Regions from separate parts of the Mus musculus genome. Here regions 1, 2, 3, 4, 6 and 7 are each linked to region 5. A link is a loop called in an ENCODE intact Hi-C map of the cell type or tissue named here. Cell type or tissue: heart. All regions are shown on one strand. Region 1 has its middle 60 kb from the start of Gm31342. Region 2 holds the start of Gm31342 (a long non-coding RNA gene). Region 3 overlaps Ccn4 (cellular communication network factor 4). Region 4 overlaps Tg (thyroglobulin). Region 5 holds the start of Ndrg1 (N-myc downstream regulated gene 1). Region 6 overlaps Ccn4 (cellular communication network factor 4). Region 7 holds the start of St3gal1 (ST3 beta-galactoside alpha-2,3-sialyltransferase 1).

Region 1 (4,000 bases), 130 kb after region 5:
GGCAACCAACATGATTCTGATACACCTGCCAACCAGGTACCTGGTACTTTGCTAGATGCTGGGCATTCAGAAGAAAAACCACGTTCAGTGTCTCTGCCTTTCTAGGACCTCTGAGAGTGGAATGGCATGGTTGGATGGAACCTTGAGATACAAACATCGTACTCAAGCCTTCCAGTGTGTACTTTAGGAACTAAAGTCAGCACACAGAAGCACCCACCCTGAAGTCCCTGGGAATGAGCATAGCTTGGATTTCTGGCCAATCTGCAATCTTTCCATTGTATTCTCCCTGATGTTCAAGCATCTCCACCAAGCCCTCTCTGCCTTTGCTTGCACACAACTGCAACTGGGGTGAGCAGCCTCATTCTCTATTCTCTGATGCTGGGCATCCTGTCCCCTGGGTTGCCTCTCTATAGCCCGTCCTACTGCTTGCATCTTTTAAGCCTTCTGATCAACCAGGGTTGACCAGAGCAGACCTGGTGAGCTGTCACGAATTGGCTCTAAGTCTAGGACAGGATCTCTGACATCAAGGAGAGATTTTGGCAGAGGTGGCCGGTTGCCCTCGAGGATTCTGGAACTTTTATCCCACCATTCATTTTCCCATTATGATGTTGTTTGGGCAATGAAACTCCTGCTGGTCAATGGACCTATATGGAAGTGGTGGGTATCAGATCTAACTGGAGACATTTGAGAGCTTATGAGGCATTACCAGTTTCCTGTACAGTGACCTTGAAGGCTATGTGCTGAAGGAGGTGAAGTTGGTAATAATGTCTTTCATGACTGGCTGGGTCACTACATGAAGGAAAGCACAAAATCCCTGAAACTGCTCCTAAAAGAAACTAGCCTTGTTCTCCATTAGTGGGACTTGAAGCTTATTTGTTTTTGCAGCATTAGCCTACTCTGGCCTGACAGATATACAATCAGCTCTGGTCTTTGTTCTTGGCTGAGGAGTTATGAACAGGGTGACCACAGGCATATAGCATTATAGTCATAGGTATGGTGCAGATACCACTGCCACCTCAGTCTCTTGGGAGAATTTCAGGAGGAACATAATACATGTTAGACACATAGAAAATCTCAGAAAATGGCTGGCACAATTTTTCATGTCTACCATGTCATTTAATACCCTCTTACAGATTAATAAACCATGATTCAGATCAAGCTCTCTCATAGGCATACAGTTCAGAAATAATAGATAACCAAGAACAAGTTTCAGGTCCTAGGTTTCCAGTGGACCTGGGTTTCATGTGAACCGTGGGAAGAGAACATTTATTATCCTGTCCACACTGGCTGGGGACTTTGGCTGTCCCCTTTTGGGCCTGTTTTCTTGACTGGTTTACTCAGGTGAGTGACAGAGACAGCGATCTTATTGGAAAGGTGTTGGGCTTGCTCGTGTCTATAGCAAAGTCCTCTAAAGGTCTGACTTTGTTCACAGGTGTGTGCCTTTTCAAAAGCTTCTGCTTTTCAGCTAAACAGACATGAGATCTTGACTAAGATGGCTCTGTTGCACCCTCTGGTGGCCACCACCCATGAACACTCCAGCTAGCACCGTTAAGCCAAGGACGGGGTCAGAAGAAACTGGGCAGCCATGGGCTGGTTTTGCTTTCCTGGCTCAAACCACTGTGTAGGGCTCATGTCTAGAATTCTTGTGCTAGGAACACCACCTAGAGTTCTCATCCCCCAGGTACCAAATGTCATGATCAGTGTTCAGGACACAGTGACCGAGACCTCACTTTTGATGTGTTTGCTAGCTCTACCCTCTGACGCACTACATGTCTGCCTGAGTCTGCTTCTTTTCCTCAAGATGCTATGCCTCATCAAATTAATACATATGAGGCCAAAAGCAATACTTTTTTTTTTATGAGCGTTACTGCTGTCTGGTTATCTGTTACCATGGCTTCCAACCTTCTCCTGGCAGAGTCCTATTCTTGCCCACAGCCATTTGCAGTACCCATTGCCCTTGATAGTCTTCTGTTAGATGAAGAATATACTAAGCCTGCATTTTCTCGTGGCACAAACTGTGGCATCCCTTTTACTCTATAGAGGTCCATCTATAGAGGATGCAGGCTTTGATCACCGATTCCAAGGACCCATGGGTACCCTTGTTCCAACCAGAGCTCCTCCTGCAGGGAAGAAACTCTTCATCCATGAGTAGACCCAGTCAACTTGAGCTTCTTGCTTGGGGCAATGCTTTCACAAAGCTAGTCCAAATGCTGGAAAGTATGGAGGAAGAGTGTGTCTCAGAGTCCAGAGGCAGCCAAGGAGGCCACGAGAGGAGGCTGCACCTAGGAGCTTAAGGCTGAGAAGCCCTTAGCCCATGGAACTTTCCATTTCAATAGTATTCATGGAACCCTGACTTGAGAGCTCAAAGAAGAAACCAAGATCTTTTGTTTTAGGTCTGCCATGGGCAAGGAATACACCTATGCTAAGTGGAAGAGGACCGGAGAGAAATGGCTTGACTCCCTGATTGTGGACCACACCTGCAGTGTCCAGAGCACCCACAGCCCTGACCTTTGTCACTTTCCCATCCTTTCTGTTGTCCAATGACACCATCCAGAAAAGGACTCCACCATCATTTTCCCCCATGAGAGATTCTGGCACTATCTTTGTGCTGTATGCAACCCAACTGCTTGGCCTCAATAGCCTGACCCCACCACTTGGCTGCCTGTGTTTCCCTGTGCTGGTGAACTGCAGGTGGGTCGATGTGGTTTGACTCAGCTTGTACAGTGGTCCTCCATGTCCCACTGCGTTCATGTATATCCCTGGGGACTGGTGGCCTCTCTAGCTCTTTCTTCTATTTCTTGCACAGTTGTCTCTCCTCAGATCACTCCTTCACCTATAGGCAGTTGTGATCCAGACTCACCTGATCAGGCTCTACTCCTGTGACAAAACATCTCAGACATAAATCCTAGACCTGCTTCAGGGACCAGTTGAAGTGATGGAGAAGCTAAATCAGCAAACAGTGGAAGTTAAGTATGTTCTCTTCTGCTATAGATTAGAGTGTAAGGCTTAGCATTGCAAGGAGCTATGGATGGTCCCTTTTGTCATCTTGACCATCTGAAGTGTTCATTTAGTTTCGTGTGTGTGTGTGTGTTTGTGTGTGTATTGTGTGTATGTATATGTGAGTGTGTGTGTGTGTGTGTGTGTGTGTATGTATTTGTGTATATGTGTGAGTGTGTATAGGAATGTGAGTGTGTGTATTGTGTGTATGTGTTTGGATATGTATATGTGTGCACATGTGTGTGTATATGTGCACATGTGTGTGTGTCTATGTGTGTGTGTGTCTGTCCACCTTAGTCTGCAGTACTGAAGCTGAAAGTTTGCAAGATTCTAGATGTGAGAACCAGCAACAGCCGGTCTCTGTGAGGTAACTGAGAACTAGGGCGACATAATTTAGTAATGCACGTGGCAGCGGATTCACTTTACCTTCTGGCTCGGGCCCTGGACAGTCCCCGTGTAGGACCTGAGGGGTGGGAAGTGAGGAGAAAGTCCTATGGTGGTAGGAGTACCTCAACCACATCCTCAGGGATACCCGTGGTGAGTACGAGAGGCTGAAGCAGAGGCCAATGCCTCCCCAGCAACCCCTGCTTAGCTCTCCCAGCGTGCGGGTGCTGGGCCTCTAAAGTCCACTACTATGTAGTAAGGGATGGGCCTCTGAGGACACAGTCATACCTGTGTATCAAGGGACTTGTGCTAGCTCTTTAATGATTTCAAAATCCACTGATGCTGAAATACCTTATATCAAACACAGGAGCAGCCTTGAGGACTCTGCATTCTCCAAGACATTGTGGTCAGATGGGATGTCCCAAGGGCTGGGTGCTGTTTAAGGCCACTATATGCAGGAGGTGCCAGGAAACCCCTAGTGCTTTTCTGCTAATGTACATTCCAGGAACTCGGGCCTAAGACCAGCATGAGGAAATAGAAGTACAGGGGACAAAGGAAGGAAGCCAGGGTCCTCAGGGACCCACTAGAGCATGCTGCCACCGTGTGGCTGCTTGGCTAC
Region 2 (4,000 bases), 71 kb after region 5:
GCACATGCGTGTTGTGCACATGTATGTCACATGACATACTCTCCTTCCTCTTTGATGTCCTCAGAGTCAGGAACACTGCCCTCAAGCACTCACAGGGTTTGTAGCAGCCTTGGCTTGTACCCTGTGGGCAACCGATCCCAGGAGAGCAAAATGCCACCTTCTGCAAACTCAGCAAAGCCTTGGGGACCCTCACTGGGCTGATGGTTTCATAACTGCAGATGGGTGCTCCCAGGGGTCAGAGTCACGGCTGAACTGTGTCCATGCCTCTCCCCTAAATAGAAGTCTATGTTCTCACCCGAGACTAGGAATATGTTACCTTATATAGTAAAAGGACTTTAAACAAGTTTGTTTAAGTTAAGGGTCCTGAGACGAGGGCATTGCCCTGAGTCACCCTGATGGCAACAGTGTGAGGAAATCTGAGGGAAAGAGAAGGGTGACCACAGGTCCAGATGGTGGGTGGAGGAAGGGCATGGAATAGAAGCATGCATGAACCACCAGAAGCTAGAAGCACCTAGCAAGTGGATCCCCACGAAGCCTGAAGAAACAAACTAACACACCTTTTTTTTCTAGAAACACCCCCTTCAGTCAGCTGACCTCTCCAGAGAAGTGAGGTAATACATCTGCATGGGTTTCAGTCACTCACAATGTGGTGGACAACATAAAGGTGAATAAACCCTGCTTATGGCCCCCTTATGCACACCTTCAAGAACCTCTGATGGCCTACCCAAGAGGTGGTGGGCCCTAGGGCAGAGAAAAGGCTGAGCACTGGCCAGTGGGAAGGAGGCTGAAAAGAGTCGTCATATTCTTCATTTAGACGAGGTTCAAGAGCAGGTGAGGCATCAATGGGAGGGAGGTCTTTTTAAAAGAGAGAGTATGATGTAGCTCAGGTAGCCTTGCCATATAGCCAAGGATGACCTTGAATTTCCGATCCTCCTGCGTCTACCTTCAAGTACTGGGATAACAGAATTCCACTACAGTGCCTAGTTTCTGTGATGCTGAGTGAGGATCAAACTCAGGGCTTTGGGCATGCCAGGCAAGCACTCTAGCAACTGAGCTACATCCCAACTCCAAGAAGCTGGGTAATCTCTTGGGAGTGGATATTAACCAGGGAGGAATGGGAGGATGTCTTGGTCTCTGAGTGGATCTGAGATGCCCACAAATGTCAAATAGCTTCCCACCACCCTTGAGTTCTTTTCTCTGTGCCAGTCATCCTCTAAACAGATGACTGTGGGGAAAAAATAGCAGAAAAGGCTTTCTCAGCCTTCTTCCGTCTGTGCTCTCCCCTAGTTGCTGATTGAATGTTCAGGGACTTCCTGTGCAGAGGAGCCTGGGATATACCTTAGGTGGGCAGCACATGGGAACTGTTGGACTGGTTTGTAGCAACCTGCACTGGTCTGGTGGTCTCCTCATCCTCTCTGCCACCTAAGAAGTGTTAGGCCCAGGAAGAAGTTAGGGCCCAGCCCAGGGTCAAGACAAGTAGGCAAATAAATATGTCAAGGAATAAAATGATGGATGACCATACGCCAGCTAGATGGGAGCACGTTCTGTGTCATACAAACGGGGAGGTGGTGTTCCCATGTCCTTTTGGCTGAGCACCCACGTGGCAGGGAAGGAGCATAAAGAGGTATTATCAGCCTCCAAATCCTACTGAGATGGGAGGTGGCAGGGGTCACTGGCAGGCTATCTTCTCATCCGTGCTGGCCCCTTCCCACATAGAGTGCTTTGCCTTCTGCATGGCTTGTGTCCCAGGTCCCCAGAGAGAGAGGCACAGACAGTTAAGGACTGTTTGAAGATCTGCAAGAAACCACAGGAAGAACAAGAATGGAGAGCCTTGCCCATGTCTCTCCTTTTCAGGGGCCCTGTAATAGAGACTTTCTCTCTTGTGGATTCAACTCTAGAAAGAGCAGGGGGCGCGGTGTGGGTTCAGCTCTAGAACCTCAAGGGGGCCCTTGGCTGCTACTCTGGGATATGTGTATTCTTTCCTCTGTCCCTGCTTCGCGGCTACCTTCCCAAGCTGGAGAAGTGGAAGGCTGCGGTCTGAAGATCCAGGAGGGCGGTGGCTCCTCCGGCAGCCACGCCCACTTCAAGAGAGATGTGCTGCAGCTCACACCCTCCCAGAAATCACTAGGCCGGAAGTGGACTGAGCTTGGCCAGATCCACAATGGGCGGTGGTAGGGGGAGGGCTGGAACGTGCAGCCTGACACCTGCACCCTAGAAGTTTGTACACGGACAAGGCAGCCGCTCTTTCTTCTCAGCAGGGGCTTGGGAAACTCCTCCCTTCTCAACTCTCTCCCTCTCTATAAGCTTAATCAAGGCCACTGAGCTGAAGCCCCTGCAAAGTGAAAGTAACCTGCCTTGCCCGTAGTAGTTTTGCATAGCTACGTGAGACAACTGCTTCTCACCGCCCCCGCCATCCTCGCTTCCCCCTTCCTCCCTATCCCCCCCTCCACCCCGTGCTGCTGGCTGGGGTGTTAGGGTGAATCACTGTCCGACTCAGATCCCTCTTGCCCATTTTAGAGAAAGAAAGCTGAGGTAAAGAAAAGGGAGGTGAAATTGAGGGAGTAAAGACACCATAATCTTGACATGTGGCAAAGGAATTGAATTTGTAACTTTGTTTCAGCCAAATCTATTACATTCCAGAAACTGAGCTACCATGACTGCTAAGTAGGTACATTTCAGTATATATATAGGACATATAGGGTCCCACACCCTTCTTCTCAAGTTCAGATAAGTACGTTAACACAGCCAGGAACTGGAAACCAACAGAGATGGGATTTGAAGCCTGCTATTCTGAGGCTGGATTCTGGAAGTTTCCTCCATCAGTGAACTACTGTCAAAGGTATAGGATGTGCGGTTTTTGCTCCGGTCTGGCTCTCCTCGCTCAGCGCTTAGACTGCCTTTGCGTCTGGGTACCGGGATGCCCCTGGGGAATGGTGGGCTTAGGACGCTGACTGCCAGGTGGAGGAACTGCTGAGAGCGGTGCGGGTGGGGGTGGGGTGGGGAGAGATCTAGATAAACTGCCGCTAGATGAGAGATTCCCAGAGCTCCACATGCTGCAGAGAGGAAATTATCAGGACTAGTCATAGGACTTGGGGAGAGGCTAGGCTGTACAATGCTGGCTCAACAAGGTGTTTGGGGTGGGGTTGGAGTCTAGGCCAAGAACTCCGGAACGTTACCACTCTGCCATTCTTCCAGGGAAGGGCCCCACACACAAGGTAGCTGGAAGCAAGGATTCCTCTGTGGAGCTGAAGGTGCATGGGAAAACCCCCACCCAGGACAGCCATCCAGTTTCCCTCATGACTGAGTACTTGGTAGCCAGAGAATGATGGGCCCACTGCTTAGTTCTTAAAACTGCAGCAGACAGCAACACACCCCCACCTTGTCAACAACGTTTCAATGAAAGTCACAGCCACAGGGTAAGTGCTAGGCAGGTACCTCTGCCTTCTCTCCTGTCCCGTTTTCAGAGAGGGTAAATTCTCTAGAGGGGAAACAGCTTCTGTTTTTAAATACTGATTCATTTTGGAGAAAGCTAAAAAAAAAATAGTTTTAGGAAGCTGGAGAGAGAACTCAGTGGGTTCTAGTGCTTGTTGCAAATCCATAAAGACCCGAGTTCAAATCTCTAGCAGGGTGTGGCTGGACAGGACACCCGAAGTCCCCACAACCAATGTCCTCCTCTGGCCTCTGCATGGGGATACCTCCGTGCAGCACCCGCCTACACACACACACACACACACACACACACCCCATTTCAGTCTAGTGGAGTGGTTCTTGAACTCATAAGGTAGAAGCAGAAGATTCAGGAATTCAAGGCCATCCTTCACTGCATAGTGAGTTTGACGCCAAAACTATAGCTTGCCTCTACTCCCAGACCAAAAAAAGCAACAGGAAAGAGATTTATTTAGAGAAGGAGCAGACCTCAGGTAGAAGCCACCCACGCTCTTCCTGGCATGCCCTCCTGGGTTCCCTGATTCACCACTGACACCGTCGTCTCACAGTTACT
Region 3 (4,000 bases), 49 kb before region 5:
CGGAGCTCGTGGAGGCTACAGACTCATAGGTTCTGTGGTATTCCTCTACAGCAGCGTCAGGCGCCGTGGAGCAACGGTATGAGAACTGCATAGCCTACACTAGTCCCTGGAGCCCCTGCTCTACCACCTGTGGCCTAGGTATCTCCACTCGGATCTCTAACGTCAATGCCCGGTGCTGGCCAGAGCAGGAAAGTCGCCTCTGCAACCTGCGGCCATGTGATGTGGACATCCAACTACACATCAAGGTAAGTTCAGGGCAGGGCTAGGCCCCTTAGGAAGGTATAGGCATGGTGAGCATGTATAGCTGACTTGAGCCTGACCACTAAACTTCTTGGGAGTCATTTAAGAAAAGGGGCTTGGCAGGCCTTGGGGCTGCTAGGCTTGTCCAGGATGGATTCCACTGAATGAATGCTTTTGTAGTTGACCATCCTATCAGAAGCAAGGTCACTCCAAGGGGATATCAGGAGCCATCTGGGTTCTTTGTGTTGTGATTCTGAAGGATCTACACCATCTTTCATCCCCTTAGCTTCTTCCCACATCCACCAACACAGGACAGCTACCTGGGCAATGTGAGGACTGTGAACTAGAGCTTGAAACACATGGTGTCAGATGCCGCTCTGCTGTTAGTGTTCACAGGTGTGGCCAGTCTCCGGCTATCATTAAGCTTCAGTTCCTTTCCTGTGAATATAACATTGGTATTAATCCCCGAATCTTCCCCCAGCTTTGAGAGTCTAAGATGATACAAGTACAACATCAAGGACATGTATACTAAACTGCAAAAGAAATGAGTCTTTCCTGTCTAACTCAGTACCCTTCACTCACGCCTTAGTGCTTGACCTACCTGATGATCATATCAAGCAAAGAAAACTTGTCAGGGCTCATCCCTGGCTCTATTTGCGGACGAAGCAGGGTAGGTTCTTCAGATGCTGAGGAAAGGCTGCCAGTTACCAGGACAACCCTGTTTCCCACCACCATCATCAGACATGGGGCTTGCTCCTTATCCTTAACGTAGCACCTTGTCATCTTTGATGGATGCATACTTTCCTTTCTACTCTTCACACTCTGCTGTGCCAACCTTTGGTGCCAGCAGGTCCTTTATGAATGTCTCCTAATTGGAAGTATGGGTGTGAAATACCCAGTATAAGGAACAATAAAACAAGGACCCTAATCTGGGCTCTAAAAATCTATCACAAGTCTGGGCCCTTCGCTAGAAGCTCATGATTCCTCTCCCATCTCCACCATCATCTACCCTGGGTAGGTTTGTTCCCCCGATTGGATAATCTGCAAGCTCTACCCGCACTGGATGTGTTCTGAGCCCAGCTCTGCTAGGATGCTGATAATAGAACCTAACACTAGCACAGGGCATTTAGTAATTGCCTACTGTAGACCAGCTTCAAGGTTATATTAGTGAGATACAGAAAGAGGCCAGAGTATCAAGGAGCCCACAGCCTCCTAGAAGGCTACAATTGTATTTGAATAACGTCAATTCTGAATTTGTGAGAAAGAGAGGTGGTGGGGTAGATGGGACAGATGAGAGCAAAATGTGCCTCTGATTAATGATGGAATTCCATGTCAGCTCAGCTGCTTGCTAGCTGGGGAGCTTGGTTAGCTAAAAGAGGATTCTTGTGCTGGTGACACTGACACATGGGTACCAAAATGGAAAAAAAAATCAGGAGAGAAGGGAGACTGCTAGCTGTGATATCTGAGCTCAGCATGGTAATGCCCTCCTGCAATCCTTGGTTTACATGTGTTATGTGGCAAGGTCTTGTTTTGTTGGCTGATGTCCTTCATTACTTAAAGAGTCTGTGAATCTGGAGCAAAGATGACGCCTGCCATGCACAATGATGGGAAGGGAGGATTTGGCGTTTGGAGGGAGCATGGTGGCTATACATCACCAGTACTAACCAAGGCTCCTTTCCCTTCCTGAAGGCAGGGAAGAAATGCCTGGCTGTGTACCAGCCAGAGGAGGCCACGAACTTCACTCTCGCAGGCTGTGTCAGCACACGCACCTACCGACCCAAGTACTGCGGAGTCTGTACTGACAATAGGTGTTGCATCCCCTACAAGTCCAAGACCATCAGTGTGGATTTCCAGTGTCCAGAGGGGCCAGGTTTCTCCCGGCAGGTCCTATGGATTAATGCTTGCTTCTGCAACCTGAGCTGCAGGAATCCTAACGATATCTTTGCTGACTTGGAATCTTACCCTGACTTCGAAGAGATTGCCAATTAGGTGGGTGTGTGGCTCAGGGTAAAGTTCCATGCTGCAAAGCAGCCAGCCCTTTGTGGTCCAGGACTTCACAATTGAGCCTTATTTCATCTACTTCCTACTCGATTCTGAATTCCCAGTTTCTGTTCCTGTTTTGACAATCGTAATGGCCCAGGAGAGTGCTGCTCAGGCTCAGACAATGGGTTCCTCCTTGGGGACATTCTACATCATTCCAAGGAAAACACATCTCTGACTGTTCACAATGGAAGCAAAGCCTGGCCCAGCTAGTCTGGCTCCAGCCTGGGCAAGTTGTCAGAAGTTGTGATGGGATTGTCCAAGGAAAAGCATCAGCTGAAGAACCAGTATCATGAAGTCCTTCCTCAGATGCCAAGCCTAGGGATGCTGGGATCCTTTCAGACAGATGGATGGGATTGGGGACACAGGAATAAGCTATTATTTTACCCTTGCCAAATGATACTATCCTGGGTATTTCTGCCTAAAACATACCAAAAGTGTTCTTGTTCCACTGATCTGTATATCACAAGTCACCAAACATTTTCCAGGTGAGGACCATAGTTGTGTCATTCTGTTTTGCTATTGAAAATCATTTTAAAAAGAAGGAAAAAAAAAAAAGAAAAGAAAAGAAAGTCATTTCATTAACTTGGGCACTTTCTCCTCTCACCCCATATTCTATAAAGGGCTAAACTTGGGTTCTTGTTGATCAGGAATGTAATTTGAGAAGTCTTACTTTTGCAGGGAGATGGTAGCCCTCAATTCATCCCGTAGGGATGGGACAAGGCCAGCCAATCTTTCAAGCCATAGCTGGGCAGGTCACTGAATCTGCTGCTGGCCAAGTTCTTAGGACAATTAGCCAAAATCTGGGCCTCTCTCTCCCTAGGGTTCATGGGAGTTGGTAGGGACCGTAGAGTGACTTGTCTGTTGTCTCAAAAAGTAAGATGGAAAGATGTTCTCATGGCCCTTAGAAGACTCTTTTGAAGTCTACGCCAGACCTAACAGAATATGTGCATCAAACAAACAAGTGGATCACCCTCCCATGGCCTGGGTGACCTCTAGCAGTCACCCAGTGACTGTGGTAAGGCCACAGTAGTCCCTGGACCCAGGACAAATCTTTTTTGTTTCAGTGACCTACTTTACAGCCTCAGTGTCTATGAAGAAAGTTAACTCAGTTTTCTCATCTGAAGACAGAAGTCGACCAGCCATTCAGAAATGGGGATCTATTTAGTAGTGGTAAACGTTAAAGAGTTTGTAAGCTAAAGAAATATTTTTTTTCCTAAGTGATAATGAGGTTGTTACCTATTTTAGAGGTAGAATTTTCTGTCATCATCCTTTTATTGTGTTCTACATACTACCCATTGTTCTCAATATTTGCCACACATTTACTCATTGAAACTTGCTGATAACACAGAGGACTTCCCTTAATGATTTCTGTTCTTGACACTGTGAAATATCAATTCAAAGAGGCTAATAAGTTCAATCAAAGTCACCTATCTGAAGACTCATAGCCAGAGAAGATTGCCTTCATATTTCCCCTTTGCTTCTGGACCTTGTAAACATGTCAGGGCAGGAAAGCATACAGAAGTCAGCAGCTTGCCCTCTTAGTATTGGCTCTCTAGCCCCTTTCACGTAAGAGGAGAGTGTGTCTAGGTACTAAGGATCCAACCTAAACTGGACAGAAAAGGGCATGTGCATTATCCCCTGTGGCTCCTCCTGCCCTGGAATCAGAACTAGCTTACAGCATGCTTTTATATGATGATTCAGTTTGCCCCACACCATA
Region 4 (4,000 bases), 290 kb before region 5:
TCATACTAATCCAAACCAAATGGGCAGTGCAAGGGTAGAATTTAGTTATTTTTTAAAAAGGTAGCAAAAAGGTTTTTTATATGTACACACATGTGATCCTATGATCAGATGAACATGTGATCCTATGATCAGATGAACATGTGATCCTATGATCAGATGAACATGTGATCCTATGATCAGATGAGTACGCTAGGTCTGGGTAAAACCAAAAGCAGAGATTAATGTGAAGGACAGCGCAGTTGTTGAGGGCCACTTGGAGATAGGGGCTGCAGTGGAAGAGTGGACAGAAAGAGAATCCTGTCAAAGGGGAAAGAACCTATTAAAAAGCATGGTGTGATGATATGCATGCACTTCTGTAAGTTCAATATTGTGTGCATTTTTTAAGGACTTTACTGTTTAAATAACAAATATAAAAGAAATATCTATATACTTTGACCCAAAATGATATTTGGCTACCCTAGAGTACCCAATGATTGTGAAGGGCCATGCAGCCTTTAAATGACATTAGATCATTTTGGAGAGAGAGACGGGGGGGGGGGAGAGAGAGAGAGAGCGAGAGAGTGAGAGAGCACTAGCTTGTATGAACACTGCTGTGGATTCTTTGGGAGAACCTGAGCCTCCATGTGGCTGCCTTCCAGAACAGCCAGTTTCTGAGTGAGAAAGAATGTTCCCATGTGTTGTGCCAGAAGGGTCACAGACCATGCCCCAAGTGCTGGTCCCACAGACAAACTTGATCTGAGTTGCATAATACCTTAGAAGCCTGGCGTTTTCATTAGATCATATCCTGAAAGGTTTTCACAGAGCTCAGTATCAGTGATCTCATACATTCAACCTAAACACAAAATGCAGAGTATGGCTATAAATACTGAGGCTAGAGGTGTATGAATTTGTTTATGTGGTCAAGAAGCCAGTCTTTAGCTACCTGCTTTGTACCAAACCCTCCTGTGTCCTAGGTCCCTGGGAGTTTGGCTATCCCACTCCTGCCAATTTTGTCTGTTCCCAGTACAATCCTGCCCCATAGCCTTTGCCTCTGCCACCTGCAGTCTTCATCTGCCACTACTTTGCAAGGTGACCTGGTCATTTATCTTCCCAGAGCCTCTTCAGTGTTCTCTGCTGGGAAATGGAAGTTTGTGCTCTATTTACTAGGCCAAGATTAAGCTCTCCTGAGACTTCACTTATGAAACCACTGAGAATATGTATCATCCCAACGTGATCATCTGCAAGGAATTCTCGTGCTTCACCCAGTTTTAGAACATGTAGGTTAGATTCCCCCCACCACCTGGCGACTACAGATTAACTTAACTGGGAGCACGGACCATCAGGCAGCCCGAATCACCAAATGCTCCTCTACTCTGTGCAATCCAGGCATCTTCAGTTCACATCCAACTGAATGCTAACTGTATCCAAGGAGTTTTAGAGATTTCAGCTTTAATACAGACATAATTAGAAAGTGTAGTTTGGAAGACTTTAAAGAGCTCACCCTGGGAAGCATGGTAGGCTTTAGAGGTGTCTAAAAAATTGTTGCTTGTTTGTTTCATTTGATTCATTTCTCTTTTCACACAGCATAAGGCACAGAGTCTTCCACACCCTAAGTTTACAACCCCAGTTTAGAGATTTGATGGATGCATCAAAGACCTTTACAGGGGGGCAAATTGAGATTGAGGCTCAGTTCACAGTTAATGCCACAAGAGGGCAGTCTAGTTAAATAAATGTTGAGAATCAAGTATTCATTGCTAATGCAAACAAAAGCACTCAATTCTGAAATAGGATCCCAATCTCTCTCTCTCTCTCTCTCTCTCTCTCTCTCTCTCTCTCTCTCTCTCTCTCTCTCTCTCTCTCTCTCTCTCTCATCTTTGAACAAATTCTGCCCTAGAAAGGTCATGGGAACGATTGGGTGGTTGATTATCAAAAGCCCAGGGGTAATCAGGAATTTTCTGTTACTATGTAGATCTGGCTGCCCCAGGTCCAGTGACTCCTTTGAACCAGTGGAAGGAGCTGTGAAATGCACATGGAATAGGTCCAGATTACCCAGGTTGACAGATATAGTACGGGACAGCCGGTTGCAGCTGGGCTTCAGCTGCGCAATTTTGTTCTGTATGTCCTTGACATTGCCTCAAATATTTGAAGGCCTGGATGTAGAGTGAGGATTCGCGTTGGTAGGGCATTGCATAAACACCACCAGATGCCTGCACTTTAGAAAGGGTTACCTGGGCTAGGAAAGGGCAGCGTGGGTCGTGGGGTTGCACCCTGAGTTCCAAGTTCTGAGGGAGATGACAGTGGCTCCACATAGAGGAGGGGATAGCACTTAGGAGGTGGAGCTGTATTGGAGGCATGTCTATCACACAGAACTTTGGAATGTGGAGAAGAAATGTCTAGAAGAGCAGAAGAGTAGAGTCAGGGATGACTCCTTTCCGAGTAGATGGTTGAAAATGTACTTGGGAGGGAAAGCTTTGCAGACTTATTTCCAGGGGTCTTAGAGATCCGGGGACCCAGGGGCAGTCAGTCCTTCCCAATCCCCTGTGAGGTCTTAATATGCAGTGCGATGATTTGTGCTATCTGCAGACTGGCTTTATAGACCAGGCTGGCCTCAAACTCACAGAATTCCGCCTCTGCCTCTGCCTCCACTTAAGGTGTGTGCCACCACTGCCTAGAGAACTTTTAAAAATTATATAGCCCCTATATGTGGGGACAAGACAGATGTTTTCGTTTCTACTTTTGCTTATGATAGCACTAATTTCCACACAAATCCACAGCCTGCAATAACGGACAAGCAATATGGCTAGTTGGTAGGTGACAGCTAAGCATGGTCTAGCCTTGCTTTGGCTAAGTAAAACCAGAGCTGGAAAGAGCTGAACATGCAGCTGAGGACTCTGCTACACTGGCTTCAATTGAAGATGACTTGTATTTTATGAAACAGTGACCACGCATCTTCCTCTCTGACAGGTTTCCAGATGCATTTGTGACCTTCAGTTCCTTCCGGGGCAGGTTCCCTGAAGTGTCTGGGTACTGTTACTGTGCTGACAGCCAGGGGCGGGAGCTGGCTGAGACAGGTAATCAGCCACACTTCTGGCAATGTGAAGGGATCAAGTGTTATTCTTTGACTCTGGTGCCTAAGGCAGAAACTGCACTGGAGTTCTACATCCTTGCTAGGTTGCTATGGGTGTGAAAGAAGACACAGCTTAGCCAGCTTTCATCTGCTGCACACTGTTGAAGCTTCTGCTTGCTTGTATGGTGCCGTTGCCGGCTGAAAGAGGTGCCCACCTTGCTATGTGGCAAGTGGAAGACAGGTCATGCCATCAGACTCATTCTCTAGGTAGCTTTCATCTGTGCTGTCAGACCAGCACAGCTACGACAGCAGCGACTTTAGGAACTACTAGAGTATTATTCCAGGCATATCCAACCTATGGCCCAGGGGCTGCATCTAGCTTAGCAAAAGATATGACCCTACAAAAATCACAAACATATTTAACATGTTGTTGCTGTTTGCATTGTTATTATATGTGTTGCATGAACTTTGTAGGTGATGACAATTTGTAATGTCTAAAGAATGGCTATGGCTGGACCCATTGCATAATGCTGCTTATGTAGATTCTGACCTTTGACATCTGTCAGCTCAGCTAGGTTAGAGCTTTATTTCCTGAGGAGCCAATCCCTGAAATGCTATCTATCTACATTTGCTCAGGACTGGAATTGTTACTGGATGAAATTTATGACACCATTTTTGCTGGCTTGGACCAGGCCTCGACCTTCACTCAAAGCACCATGTACCGGATATTGCAGAGACGATTCCTGGCCATCCAATTAGTCATCTCTGGCAGATTTCGGTGTAAGTAACTAGCTAGCAAGAGGCATGTACTTCTACTGTGAAATCGAGTGAGGTTTTGGGGTTATTTTCATCTGCATGGCTGTTACATCAAAGTAAGTTTAGGGAGTTAGCTCTGAGGCAGCATACATTCATGCAGGCTGTGAACACACACACCTTAATCACTATGAATGCCTC
Region 5 (4,000 bases):
CAGCTCCGTCTCCCATGGAGAGAAAAAGCAAGTGAGAAGGGCTAGCCTAGGGTCAGATGTGACCAAGAAGGTCCACAGCCTGCAGTGAGTCCACCAGATTAACCACCCATCCCAAAGCTGGGTCCAGAAGGGGCAAGGTTAGGGTTAGAAGTGGCTAAGGATAAAGTCATTTGGTCCAGATCCATTAACCTGATTCTAGACTGGTGCCCAGCCTGTTTTTCTAACCTGAGAATTAAGACCTCCTCCTACCTCCATTGTATGAGGCAATATGATAGGCTGCATAGCGATCTGAGTAGGGAAGAGCTATGTACTAAGCAACTATAAACTTCTAGACCTAGAGGGTGAAGGAGGCATAGCAGGTATGCCCTCCTCCTCTCTAGTTGTTATGTGAAGCTTCCACACAGTGCTCCTCATGTGCTGACCACTGGCCTCACTTCATGTGGATTAGCCAAAGCAAGCTCTACACACCCAGATGAGATTGTTTGTGTTATTCTACCTTTATAGAAGAGGAAAACTAAGGTCCAAAGCCCGAGACTATCTCTGCATGTGTCATACTGCTTCCCTGCTTTCTTCAAACACCTGGATATATCGTTACGCTAGAACACAAAAGTTTTGAGGGCTGACTCAAAAGGTTCTGTCTGTCTGGTTCTCCCACTTATAGTTTCACATAAGCTTTTGGTTTTCTCATCCACCTCAATAGAGATGATACAGCCCAGGCGGCATTCCTGTGGAGGTGGAAGGTAGCAAATGATCCTTTGGATGCTCTGTGGCTCCTGTCCCAGACTCTCTTCCTATCCTATACTCGCTCTGCTATGGCTACACCCCCAGTGCTAGTCATTACGTTGGCTTGCCTCAGAAGGTACAGGACCTTTGAGGCACGCCTTAGATGACTCCTCTGGATCTAGGTCATAAGGGAAGTACTGCAGCTTTGGGACATCAGAAAAACACTGCCTTCTTTCTGTCCCCTGCTGGGGTTAGTTCAAGCCACCAGGGGTCAATGCACCCAGGGACCCCAGCACTGTTGGGCAGGGGGGGGGGGGAGGTAACTAACTGAAAAAAAAACACCAGGTAGAGGGACTGTTACCCTTGTCTCTTTCTCACTGAACTGACTTTGCTTCCACTTCAACACATGATTTAAACACTTTCAAAACAAACAAACAATAAAAAGCAAACATATACTCTGCCTCTCCCTCCTACTGGCCTCACCCAAAACTTGGTAAGAAGGTAAGTTCCTATTCATTCCGTTGCATTCAGGCAAAACTCAAGTTCAGTCCTAACCAAGAGACTTCTGAGAAGGGACTCTGAACGGAGTTCAGACTCTGGCTGACCTCAGCCACAGACCTCTCCATCTCTGATCTCAGTTCTCATCTCTAAAGTAGCAAAAGACAGGAAAGGATGTGTGTGAGTTGGGATTTCCTTTTGAAATAGCCCAGCCAGTAGTTAGCAATTTCTGGTTTGCTTTCACCAAGAGAAAGCTTACGAGGAGAGGAGACTCTACAATGGACCCAGGAACTAAGCGATACCTCCTCCAGCCATAGGATTGTATCAGGTACCTACCGGGGTCAGGGCAGAAAGCAGAGCTGTCCCAATGATTTTTAATAATGTCAGAGCTCTTCCTATGGGTCAAGCTACTGTCCTTGGTATGGCTGAAAAAGTCCTCCTTCCCCAGTACTGGCCACGGAGATACCAAGCACCACCAAGCTAAGAAGGCCCAGGTGGGATTAGCTCCCTGACAGCATCTACTGTAGTCTCACCTCTTGGAGCTTTTCCAGACCTTCCTGTAAAGCCTCCCTCACACCTTTCAGCTCCGACTTGGTACCCTTCTGGCCTGGGGCTGGTTGCGCCACACCCATAAAACAGTGGCCCCTCCCTGCCACTGTCCAGAAGTTGGCAAGTCCCATGAAGATGGTTTTGGGGGGTTTTCCTCTGCACCTAGCTTTCTCTCATTCACTTCACACATGTGAAATAGACAAATTGCTAGGATCTCTAACAGTAAGAAGCAACCTGAAAGATTTGCCTTGAAATCCATAGCTAGCGCCTGTCCGTTCACTTTAGGTGGTGTAGGAGATCACTGAAGGGGGTAAGGGGGGGGGGAACATTGGCTGTCCTGAATTTCCCATCTTCTTCAGGAGTTTCAAGGACTCAAATAAGCTGACCTGCCCAGGAAGTCTGTGAGGGAGAGCTGAAGGCTGTTCTAGGACACGGACCACTGGACTTCCCTCCCCGACCTGTCCTCCCACATTAAAGCCCAAGGGACAGTGCATGGGGATCCGTGATGACTGCCAGCAAAGGCGACAGACAAGGGAAGACGGAAGGTGGCAGAGTAAGGAAGCCATCCACAAATCTTAGCTTCAGCTACTAATTTGACAGAGGCGGTGGTGACAGCATGTTTCCCCAGAGCCTGCAGCATTCCTCACGCCCCTCCCGAATCTACCCTACAGGCTGAATCAGAGACCGCGACCGGTCTCCCGGGAACGGACGAGCGGTTCCAGCTGCTCTCCGGGCTAAAACAGCAGGGAGGACCGCCTGGGAGAAAGAAAGGGAGGTGGGGCGGGGGGAGGCGGAGGCGAAAATGACGACACTCAGAGCTCCAGCCAACTCTGGGGCTGCCAGATGCCCGCGCGACCCTGGAGGCACAAACCACCACTCCCGCGCAGTTACAGAGCCAACCCGGTACTACCTAGAGGGCCGCACCCTTGCCTGGGCTCCTCTCGCCGCCGACACTCGCAGTGGCGCGTGCAGCACGCGCCGGGACACACCCCGGACTCTCCCCCAGCACACACACGTTCTCTCACACGCACAGCTTGGAGAGAGCACTGGGCTCTGGACTGGATGGGAACCTGGACTCAGATCACACTGGTTCGGGACCAGGCTCCAGAGTAGACACACCCTCGCCCCCTTCTCCACACTCCCCGCCAAGTCTGCTCACCCTTACTCATCCCCTGGATACACGCGCTACAGTCGCTCTTTTCCTAGTCACCCCATCACCCATCCACACCCCTTCACACGCGAGAGCACACACAAAGTGTCCCCTTGAGCCCAGTGGACAGAGAAGTCAGCTGTGGCTCAGGGTTGACGCCAGGAAGTGCGACCCAGGTATTCCCAGGCTCTCCGCCCCAACTTCGACCCCTTAATCCCACTTCCCCAATTAGAGAGAAAGCGAGACCCAACACGTCTTTTTGTGCCTTATAGTAATCGAAACCCGCTCCAGTGATGCCAGCTATCCCTCCGGCGCCGGTTCCACCGAAGACCACCAGTTGTGGTCTTCGCAAGGGCCACAAAAGACGGGCGGGGTGTCCAGTAGCACCCCGAAAGCAAGCTTTGCTGGGGGTCCTTGTCTTGCTCCGGAGGAAGAAGGCGTCCGGAGGGCTTACCTAATGAGCAAGCAAGCACGGAAAGGAGCCAACCACAAGGTTGGAGGTGCAGCGCCCCGCGGGAGGTGAAGAGGGAGACGAAGATGGGTGAGCAATCTGCCTGCAACGCGAGAGGGTAGCCTGGCAAGGTTTGTTTATGTCCGTGCGTGCGTAGGGCGATTTTATAGGCGCCGGGGCCCCGCCCCCAGGGCCTCGCCCCTCCCAGACCCTCTGCTCCCAGCGCAGCAGGAGACGGGGACACACCCCTTTCTCCGGCCCGCCTCGTGCTGCACCCTGCCTGGGCTGGGCGGGGCGGGCTGGAGCCGCCGCCTGTTGCGCAAGCCTTTGCAGGGGCGCGACTGGAGAGACTGCCCGGCCCTGCCTGCCGCTCCTCCCTGTGATCCGCTCTCGGGACCGCGGCGTGTGCAGCGAACGTGTGCCCACCGAGTGGTAGCGTGGTGTGCCCGTGCGCGCTCGTGCGCGTGTGCATAAGGACTCCCTTGTGTCTCTCTGCGCGACCGCTTGCCCCCCTATAGCCTTTGAGTTTCCTAAGCCTCTGCCCGCGCCACGCCCTTCTGGGCGGCACCCCCCACTTCCTCCGGGTCTCCACGCAGTCACTCCCGAGCCCCATTTACAGCCTAGACGGC
Region 6 (4,000 bases), 63 kb before region 5:
CACGTGCTGCAGGGAACCCTCCATAAATATTAGCTGTAGAGATCTCAGAAACCTGTGTGTTTACTCATACCACAAAACAGGGGAGTGGCAAGAAGGTAATCCTGCCCTTAAGAGTTCAAAGTTCACTTGAGGATATAGATTGAACTCATCATTTCTGCTGATAGGGGCTTACTGACACCTACTATGTGCCCAGCTCCTTCTGCCTGGTTGAGGCAGATGTCTCTTGCCATGTCTGTTGCACTACACACCTTGGGCTGGTTGGTCCATGGCTTCAGAGCAATCCTCCTCTCTCTTGCGTCCATCTCATTATCGGAGCTATAGGATTAGAACTGCGTGCTGCCATGTCTGTCTTTTACACGTGGATTCTAAGGGGTGGAATTCAGGTCATCAGATTTTTACTGGCTAAGCCATTTCACCAGCTCCTGAGCACCTCTTGGTTGCCTTCCGAGATGGTTCTTGAGTGAGTACCTTTTAGCTAGTTTCTTCCATCAGGAAATTCTCCCTCCATAGACCATCATGGGGGAAATGCTAAGTCCAACAGATCTGAGTTCTAATCCATGTTCAGAGGCAGATAGGTACTCTAGTCATCTCACTGATCTATGAAATAATATGTCCATCTCCATGCAGAAGATGAGGTAGTCTGAGATCTTTACTAGGCTCATCTCAAGTGTCCCTGGGCTGGTAGCCCTCAGTAGACAGACTAACTAGAGACTAGACTTAGCCTTGGGGGGAAGTAAGAATGCCACTTGCAGAGGAGAAAGCCAAGCCTCAGACAGAAAACCCTCGTGCCACGGGAATGATGATAAACGAAGGCTTGGCACAGGGACTCACTGTGATTTACTCCAAGTCTAGACCTTCCCCGAGCATCTCCCACTAAAATCTCTCAGTGAGTGAGGCATTTGGGACTACTCTTGGCCGATGCACTCTATAAGCATCAGCAGCCAGCCAGCCTCTGCCTTGTCAGCCTCTCTGATTTGCACACATGCTCCTGCACCCCAGGCACTGCACGCCACCAACTTTGCCTTGCGTTCCGGCTGCTCCATGTACTTCGGTCCCCTACCCTCCTTCCTTATTGTGGGTCCATTCTTGCTCTTCCATCGTGGTTTCCACAGCTTTACCACCTCCTGGAAGAAGTTGGCCCCACTCTGTACCCCCACCACATTTTTTCTTTCTACTCCTGAAATCGAGTACATCTGTTTGCTTCCCTCTACTGTGTCCTCAGCACCCAGCACAAAGCTAGAGCTGTGCTGAGTAAACAAAATGAATAAGTAACATCACTGTAGTGCTTATCACCTTGGTTACAGTTATCATGTACAAATCACCATTGGTTATGTTAGTGAGGAGAGTGACTCTATGCAATGCTGCTTCCTTCAACCCATCACAGAGCCTAGCACACAGTAGGTGTTTGGTAAGTATCTGTAGATTCATTATCCAAAGAGCTGGTGTGAATTTCTCTGCCCAAACAGCCTTTTTTTCAGGGGCAAAAGTTCCCTGTGTATGTAACCGAGGGTTATCACTGGGAGTCTGAACTAATCACTGCCCTGTAGTCATACATCTTGGATATTAAAGCTGGGCAAGACATCAGGAATCAGGCAGCCATACATCAAAGTCTGGGGGAGCCTGCGGAGCTCTTGCTTAGGTGAACTGGAAGCCTTGAGACCACTAGATGGCACCAACAGCTAAGACTTGGTCCAAGGAAGGTTTTGCCCATCCAGTCACTGTCAGGCAACCCTTCCTATATTCCTTACCCAGATGCCTGGGGGCCTCTAGGCAGGTACCAAGAAAGAAGGCTGCCTATTGAGACTGCTTACCTGGGATAAAGGGATGAGGCCGCTGATGTTCTCATAGAGTCTGGTGCACCAGCTTCTAGCTGTTCAATGAGCAGCACAGGTTTGGGGAGGGATGCTCTAAGTGTTCTTCATATGCTAAATCCCTGTGTTTCCACACTGAGTAGACCTGTTCCTACATAACTGCTCTCAAAGTGACATCTTGTACCCAGTTACAGACTTCAGAGGGGCTGATATGTGTTTCTAAACCCACTTGGAAACACCCCCATCTAACCCTCTTGGACTCTGTATTCTTCTTGAGTCCCAAGCTTAACCCTGAGAGAAGAGATTGATTCAGAATATGATGTCAAGTAATCCCACAGCACTTTTATCCCTCTGCAAGTTGAAACCTAGAGAACCCTACACTGTGCACTGTGCACTGTGTGTTATATTCAGGTAGAGAGAGAAACAAAACCCTAACAGAAAAGCCACTGTGTCAAGGCAGCCTGTTGCTCCATGCACACTGCAAGCATCTAGTAACTAAGAACTCAGAGTGGCATAACAGGTCATAGAGAGTAGGGACATTTATCTCAGACATAGAGAAGATGCCTTGAGGCAAGGAAAGGATGCACCAAGCTGAGCCCTAAATTAATCCTGGAAGTGATATGTCTGGGCCTCAAATAGAGGCTATGGGCAATGCAGGCTGACCAGAGTCACTCTGTAAGCTTCTAGGCCTTCTTTTCTTTGCATCAGTATCTATGCACTTGTGATGTTCCAGGACCAGGACCTGCAGGTCAGATTAATGCAGTAGTTCATCTCTGCTCCTTTTTAGCCAGAGCTATTCCTGGTCCAAACTACAGAGAGCTTCTTTGCACTTTCCACGGCACCCAGAGCCTTATGCTATGATTCATAACTTCTAATGCTTGTCTCTCCTATTATGTTGCATAAGCTTCATGTACAGGATCCTCTCATTTTTGTCTTCTCTGGCATGTAGAGAAGGCTACATGCTAGCTCTATGAACATCTGTTTAATGGCTGAAACAGCCCAGAAGGAACATAGAGGGGGTGCAGGGGAATCCCTCTCCCCTTCAGACCTCAGTTTCCTCTAGTGCAGGGTGAGGTACTCAGATGGGGCCAGGAAGGCAGTCATCCAGGTTGGGATGTACATGGATTACAGAGATACAGGCATCTTTGAGGAGTTGTGCTTAGATACCAGAGTCCTTCCACCTGCCTGCTATCCAGGTGAGAGGCCCTGTCTCAAAACAAAAAACAAAAAACAAAAACAAAACAAAACAAAACCAAAAAAACAAAAAACAAACAAAAACAAAAACAAAAACCAAGGTCTGTAGCATTGATTAAAAAAAGAGCTGAGGATGTCTTCTGGCCTAGACACACACACACACACACACATACACACACACACACCCACACACACACAGAGTTATCTGATTCCACCAGGTACAGAAGACTCTGTGAAGGAAGAGTTTGGAGTCTGCATAGCCCAAATCCAGCTCTCTCTCTCTTCCATAACCCAGTGCCACCACAGGTACTATTGGGACCATGGAGACACCAAGGAAAGAAGGAAGCCAAGATGGACCAAGGTGGATACTAGGCCCCAGTACTTCACTGGCTGAGAATTGTTCTGATTCCTCTGAACTTTGAACTCCTTGATCTTTCTGGCTTTATTGAAAGAAAATCGATGTTTGTCTGTTGATCATGTGGAAGTCAATAATTGTGAAATCCTCTAAACACACTGAAGGTGGAAAGGCAATTGCAGCTCTTTGGGCTTGGAAACTCTGGACTCAACAACCCCTTTTCACCTCTGCCCTTCCTCCACAGGCCCTCTCTCCAACCCCCACAACAATGACCTTCACCCCAGCACCACTAGAGGAAACGACTACACGCCCCGAATTCTGCAAGTGGCCATGTGAGTGCCCACAATCCCCACCTCGCTGCCCACTGGGCGTCAGCCTAATCACAGATGGCTGTGAATGCTGTAAGATATGTGCCCAGCAGCTTGGGGACAACTGCACAGAGGCTGCCATCTGTGACCCACACCGGGGCCTCTACTGCGATTACAGTGGGGATCGCCCGAGGTACGCAATAGGAGTGTGTGCACGTAAGTGAGAGACTCCATACCTTCCAACTGCCCCCCACACCTTATCTCTGGCCCATGAACACCCACAGCCCTTCAGCTGCCCAGGCTTAGCTGGTCAGGAAACATAGTCCAACCAA
Region 7 (4,000 bases), 210 kb after region 5:
CTGCTCCAGAGCCCAAAAAGAGTGGTGCTCACACTCCCGAAGAAACCCCTGTGGTCACGTCAAGCAACACTTCCTGTTTTCTAGCCCCAGATCTGGTCAAAGCCAGTGTGGGGAAGGCCCCGCTAAGTCCAGGCTGTGGCTTTGCTGGCCAGCATGACCTGAACGAAAAAGGCAGGGAAAGGAAATGTCAGAAAGGACAGGGAAGAAGTCCTCTATCCATCCTTTTATTCTTTAGTTGGCTTCTGTTCACGTACATGTATATACACAAGCATATTTTCGAGCCTGTTTGCCCAGTATATGTCTACACACAGTTATACATAATATCTGTTCTTCAGGACTCTTTGGAGTCCGTAGGAATGGCTCCGCTTTACAGATATGGAAGCTGTGGTTTTCAGAGGCTAAGTCATATGTTCAAAGCGAAGTTCTTCATCTTACACCCAATTTTAGGCACACACAGGAGACACAGATGGAGAATTTTAGTTTTTTTTTTTTCTTTCTTTTAGCCAATCATGAAAGTTCAGAAAATGACTAGGCTTTGGTGTTTGGGACAGGAAGGGGAAGTGCAGAGGCGCAGGGGCCCAACCCAGTGGCTTTGGTCACCCTTTCTCACAGCTTAGTTTAACCGCTCTATCCAAAGCAGCCGACAGGGGGCAATGCATCCCTCTTTTTCAAACCTGGGGGCGCTCTGGGCCATCATCCAAGAAAGAAAACCTAGGGACACCGCCCGCAGTTTCCAGAACTGCACACTCTGGTTTAGCAGGGTGGGTGCTCAGCGCTCTCCTGGAAGTCACTGGATGAATTTTAATTTAGTAGCAATCGTGGAAAGGGACAAGGGGCGTCCGGACTCGGGACGCCTTCTAGAGGCCCTTTTAGTGCGCACAGTGTTAGCATCAACTACAAGTCAGAAGCGGTGGCAGAGATCGTCCCCTGATCCTAGCAGTCTTTCTGCTGGGGAGCGCCCCTCACCTGCAGCAGGAAGGCGTGGGCGCTCCATCTCACCACAAGTCCATGGAAGCGTGGGGACCCGAGACAGTGGTAAACTGGGAGAGGACAGGCTTTACCCATTAAACACAGAGAAAGTCTGGCAAATGCCTGATGTAGCAACTGTGCGAGCTTGTTCCTGTCCTGGGGGGTGGGGGGTGGGGGAGGGTCACTAGTGTCTCCGGGAGTCAATCAGCTTCCGAGATGGCTTGACCATCCCAACTCCCACCCACTCGCACGCTTTTGGGCGCGCACATGTCTCTCATGGAGCGCGCCACCAATTCCTGCTGGAGGAAGAAGCTGGCTAGGACCCTTGTGCAAAAGGCTGGAGAAACTCCAGGTTCCAGCAGATGGATGGAGGTTCGGGCACCTTTTCTGAGACTCCACGGTGAAGCAAGGCGAAGGGCCCCACGCTTTACCTGTACTACGAGGCAGGCACCGGGAGACTTAATCCCCTTCTCGAGTTCAGCCGCGCTGCCTCCCGCAAGGTCACACTCAAACACCCACGCGTAGAAAAACGAGGGCTGAAAGTTGCTTGCGCAAAGGTCCGAATCCCGAGCTAATAGTACTCCAACCAAGTCGCTTTGTCCGGTGTCACCATTGCCCACCCCGTGCACATATCAAAGCAGCAGACCATGCCCTGCGCAGGTCACACTACAGAGATGCAGACTTTGCTAACTTTTGTCCCATTATTTCTTGGCAGCTGCGGCGCCTAACGGGTTTGGAGCAGATTCCAAGTTTAGACTTTCCACCGCCACGCTCACTTTGACCACCCTCATCTACCCACTTTCTGACACACCGCTTTTTGCTGTGCTGTCCTAAGCTCCAACTTCTCCCCGAGATCCGAAACGGGGCGGTATTAGAGGTGTCCCGGGGACCAACAGCCTCCTCCCGGGTCCGCGCCTGCCCACAGCTGATCGGGAGACTCCATCCGGACACTGTCCAGACCTCTGGTCTGGAAAACCAACGCTTTCCAAGCGTCCCCAGTGTCCCAGCCCGAGACCTCCGCTTCTCTAGAGAGTGGGGACAATCTGCGCCTGATGGAGTCTCCTACCCGCGGCCCGGGCGGGGATCCACTGCGGTGCTGGGCGCAATGTCACCACGGCCGCTCCGGGAGCCACTGCTACAACTGCCATAGGCTCTTCACTGAGCTCCGGCAGGCTCCTCCAGTAAGTGCCAAAGAGCCTGGAGCCCCAGAGCTGGAGTCTCCTCCCTGACCCGCAGGTAGAAGACCACCGTGGCGGAGACAGAGATCTCTCTCCTTGTGTCTCCCTCTTGGCGCCTAGGGTCTTTGGTCCCATTTCTACTGTTACACCTTTCTAGTCCCTTTCCCACCCCTTCTGTGCCCGGGTCGGGACGATCACCTCAGTACTCAGAGAACACAAGCAACATTTCTCCAGCCCCAACTCGCGAGGGGGCGCCGTCCCTGGGGCACCGGGACAGGGACCAGCTGGGTGCGTACTTACCAAAGCCAGAGACACTCCGGACTTTGGGGGCACTGAAGAGGTTCAGAGAGGTATCTAAGGAGATGTGTTCAGGATACTTACCCAGCCAGCTCAAACCTCACGCTCCTTCTCTGCCTCCTCCTCTCTCCTCCCTCCGGTTTAGGGCTCTTTGTCTTTGCAAAGTGTCGAAAGTGTCTGGCATAGTGGGCTCCGCCGGCAGAGGTTAGCGCCGGAGAAAAGGGAGGCGGGGTGAGGATGGGAGCCGCCTCTGGAACACCTTCCCCCGGGTGTAACGGGAGTGAGAGGCGGGGCGTCCGGGGAGGAGTCGCTTTCGCCCGCCCGGTCCCAGCCGTGACTCCGGCGCGCCCAGCACGGCTCTTCGGCTCTAGGTTCCTCCCCTTCCTCCGCCCAGCGCCCGCCCCTTGGCGCTCGGGCGCCCCCCTCCGCCCCTCCTGCCGGCCTCAGCTCGGCTTTCCTCTAGCTTGGGGCTTCCTGCAAGCTCAATATAGCTCAGCCAAGCCACGTGGACAGCAGCGGGCTGGGTGGAGGCCGGACCCGTCTGAGAGACGCCGGAGGAGGCAGCGCGGGAACAATATCACTGCCTCAAGAGAGGGATCTGCGGGAACAGCTGGCGAGGCTAGGGAAGAACTCCCGAGAGGCTCGAAGCCCGTGGGGTCAACCCGAGGGACGAGGCGTTGGGCGTGCACCGAGAGGATGTGGCTGGCGGTGCCCAGAAGAGCCCCATTCAGGGTCGCAGTGGAGAGAGAGGGCGATCAGGCAAAGCCACCGCTTTTTCTGAGGGCGTGGGACTCGAGGTGGGATTTAGGTAGGCTTGGGGAGGGGCACCGCGGGGTTAGGGATTGCGGTGTCTGTGCAGCCAGGACTGGGAGCCGCAGAGCAGGTCACTATAAGCATCCACATCCCCGCCCTTCCCGTCTACTCCGCCGAGGGCCTTTCCTTTGCGGATGGATAGACAGCTTCGCAGACCAGCGCTAAGCAAAGGCTGATAGTGGGAATCAGAGTTAGAAAGGTCCCCAAGGCAGCCTGGGGATGGGGATTTGGTTTAGGTTAGGGTAGAAGTTTTTCTGTTTTAATAGGGAAGTGAGGGTACGGAATTTAACGTGTGTGGGTCGTAGATCATAAATGGTGGATTTAAAAGGCATTTCTAAGATCTGGTTTGTCAGTGGGTATCCTCTCACTGGAACTATCTCATCTACAACTTTTCCGTGGAATGTTAAGAGGAAAGACGGTGTGCGCAGGAGTCTCTCCGTTTTCAGTTCTGGAGACTTCTGGGGACAAGCCTTTGCAGTGGGGGAGGCCAGAGCTGCCTGGCTGTTTACTCACTAGAATGAGGCTGTAATGTTGGGGCGAATTTGCGGCACTTCTCCATTACGGTGTGATCTTGGGCTCTTTGGGCCATATCCACTGTTTCCTAGGTTTGTGTTTCCACGTACTCCCTTGCAAAGGGCCCTGGTCCCAGCGTTCGTTTGCTTGGGTTGTTGTACTGAGCAAGTGGATACAGGGCTCTTGAAACTGCCCTTGGCATCTAAGAGCTCACTCAATCCAAGCCAGCT

What was found. A loop is a pair of places that touch in the nucleus more often than their neighbours do. Peaks named below come from ENCODE experiments on the same cell type or tissue, not always from the same donor. Only the 100,000 strongest peaks of a DNase experiment are listed, where the experiment ranks them.
Region 1: it touches region 5 in a loop (5-fold over the local background); 20 of 42 quality-filtered maps call a loop at or near these places.
Region 2: it touches region 5 in a loop (5-fold over the local background); 20 of 42 quality-filtered maps call a loop at or near these places.
Region 3: it touches region 5 in a loop (2.5-fold over the local background); 8 of 42 quality-filtered maps call a loop at or near these places.
Region 4: a loop joins it to region 5, with 2.5 times the contacts of the local background. A loop is called at or near these places in 3 of 42 quality-filtered maps.
Region 6: it touches region 5 in a loop (2.8-fold over the local background); 8 of 42 quality-filtered maps call a loop at or near these places.
Region 7: a loop joins it to region 5, with 5 times the contacts of the local background. A loop is called at or near these places in 4 of 42 quality-filtered maps.

The regions. Positions count from the first base shown.
Region 1 is chr15:67,097,518-67,101,517 of GRCm38, forward strand. No RefSeq gene overlaps it. Among named protein-coding and RNA genes, the nearest start is that of Gm31342, 60 kb to the left of the region's middle. In heart, CTCF peaks have their summits at 1,523 (motif pointing left) and 3,967 (motif pointing left); DNase peaks (open chromatin) are centred at 1,534 and 3,934; H3K27ac peaks cover 435 bases.
Region 2 is chr15:67,037,415-67,041,414 of GRCm38, forward strand. Gm31342 (a long non-coding RNA gene) reads left to right here and starts at 2,179. Exons shown (of 3, transcript XR_384160.3): 1 at 2,179-2,839; 2 at 3,196-3,416. In heart, no CTCF peak of the experiment used is centred here; DNase peaks (open chromatin) are centred at 2,137 and 3,037; H3K4me3 peaks cover 1,562 bases; H3K27ac peaks cover 1,765 bases.
Region 3 is chr15:66,917,226-66,921,225 of GRCm38, forward strand. It overlaps Ccn4 (cellular communication network factor 4), which reads left to right. Exons shown (of 5, transcript NM_018865.3): 4 at 52-245; 5 at 1,930-4,000. The coding sequence ends at 2,229. Among named protein-coding and RNA genes, the nearest start is that of Ccn4, 28 kb to the left of the region's middle. In heart, no CTCF peak of the experiment used is centred here; a DNase peak (open chromatin) is centred at 2,416.
Region 4 is chr15:66,675,089-66,679,088 of GRCm38, forward strand. Tg (thyroglobulin) reads left to right here. Exons shown (of 48, transcript NM_009375.2): 6 at 2,944-3,050; 7 at 3,683-3,826. Among named protein-coding and RNA genes, the nearest start is that of Tg, 6.3 kb to the left of the region's middle. In heart, a CTCF peak has its summit at 1,659 (motif pointing right); DNase peaks (open chromatin) are centred at 633 and 3,033; H3K27ac peaks cover 1,888 bases.
Region 5 is chr15:66,966,130-66,970,129 of GRCm38, forward strand. Ndrg1 (N-myc downstream regulated gene 1) reads right to left here and starts at 3,512. Exons shown (of 16, transcript NM_008681.2): 1 at 3,375-3,512. Gm2895 (a long non-coding RNA gene) reads left to right here and starts at 3,519. Exons shown (of 3, transcript XR_875396.3): 1 at 3,519-4,000. In heart, a CTCF peak has its summit at 2,467; DNase peaks (open chromatin) are centred at 1,842, 2,652 and 3,652; H3K4me3 peaks cover 1,939 bases; H3K27ac peaks cover 1,866 bases; H3K27me3 peaks cover 1,673 bases.
Region 6 is chr15:66,902,797-66,906,796 of GRCm38, forward strand. It overlaps Ccn4 (cellular communication network factor 4), which reads left to right. Exons shown (of 5, transcript NM_018865.3): 2 at 3,605-3,884. Among named protein-coding and RNA genes, the nearest start is that of Ccn4, 13 kb to the left of the region's middle. In heart, CTCF peaks have their summits at 1,652 (motif pointing right) and 3,738; no DNase peak of the experiment used is centred here.
Region 7 is chr15:67,174,104-67,178,103 of GRCm38, forward strand. St3gal1 (ST3 beta-galactoside alpha-2,3-sialyltransferase 1) reads right to left here and starts at 2,779. Exons shown (of 9, transcript NM_009177.4): 1 at 2,529-2,779. In heart, CTCF peaks have their summits at 655, 855, 2,403 and 2,905; DNase peaks (open chromatin) are centred at 148, 648, 1,458, 2,788 and 2 weaker places; H3K4me3 peaks cover 4,000 bases; H3K27ac peaks cover 3,842 bases.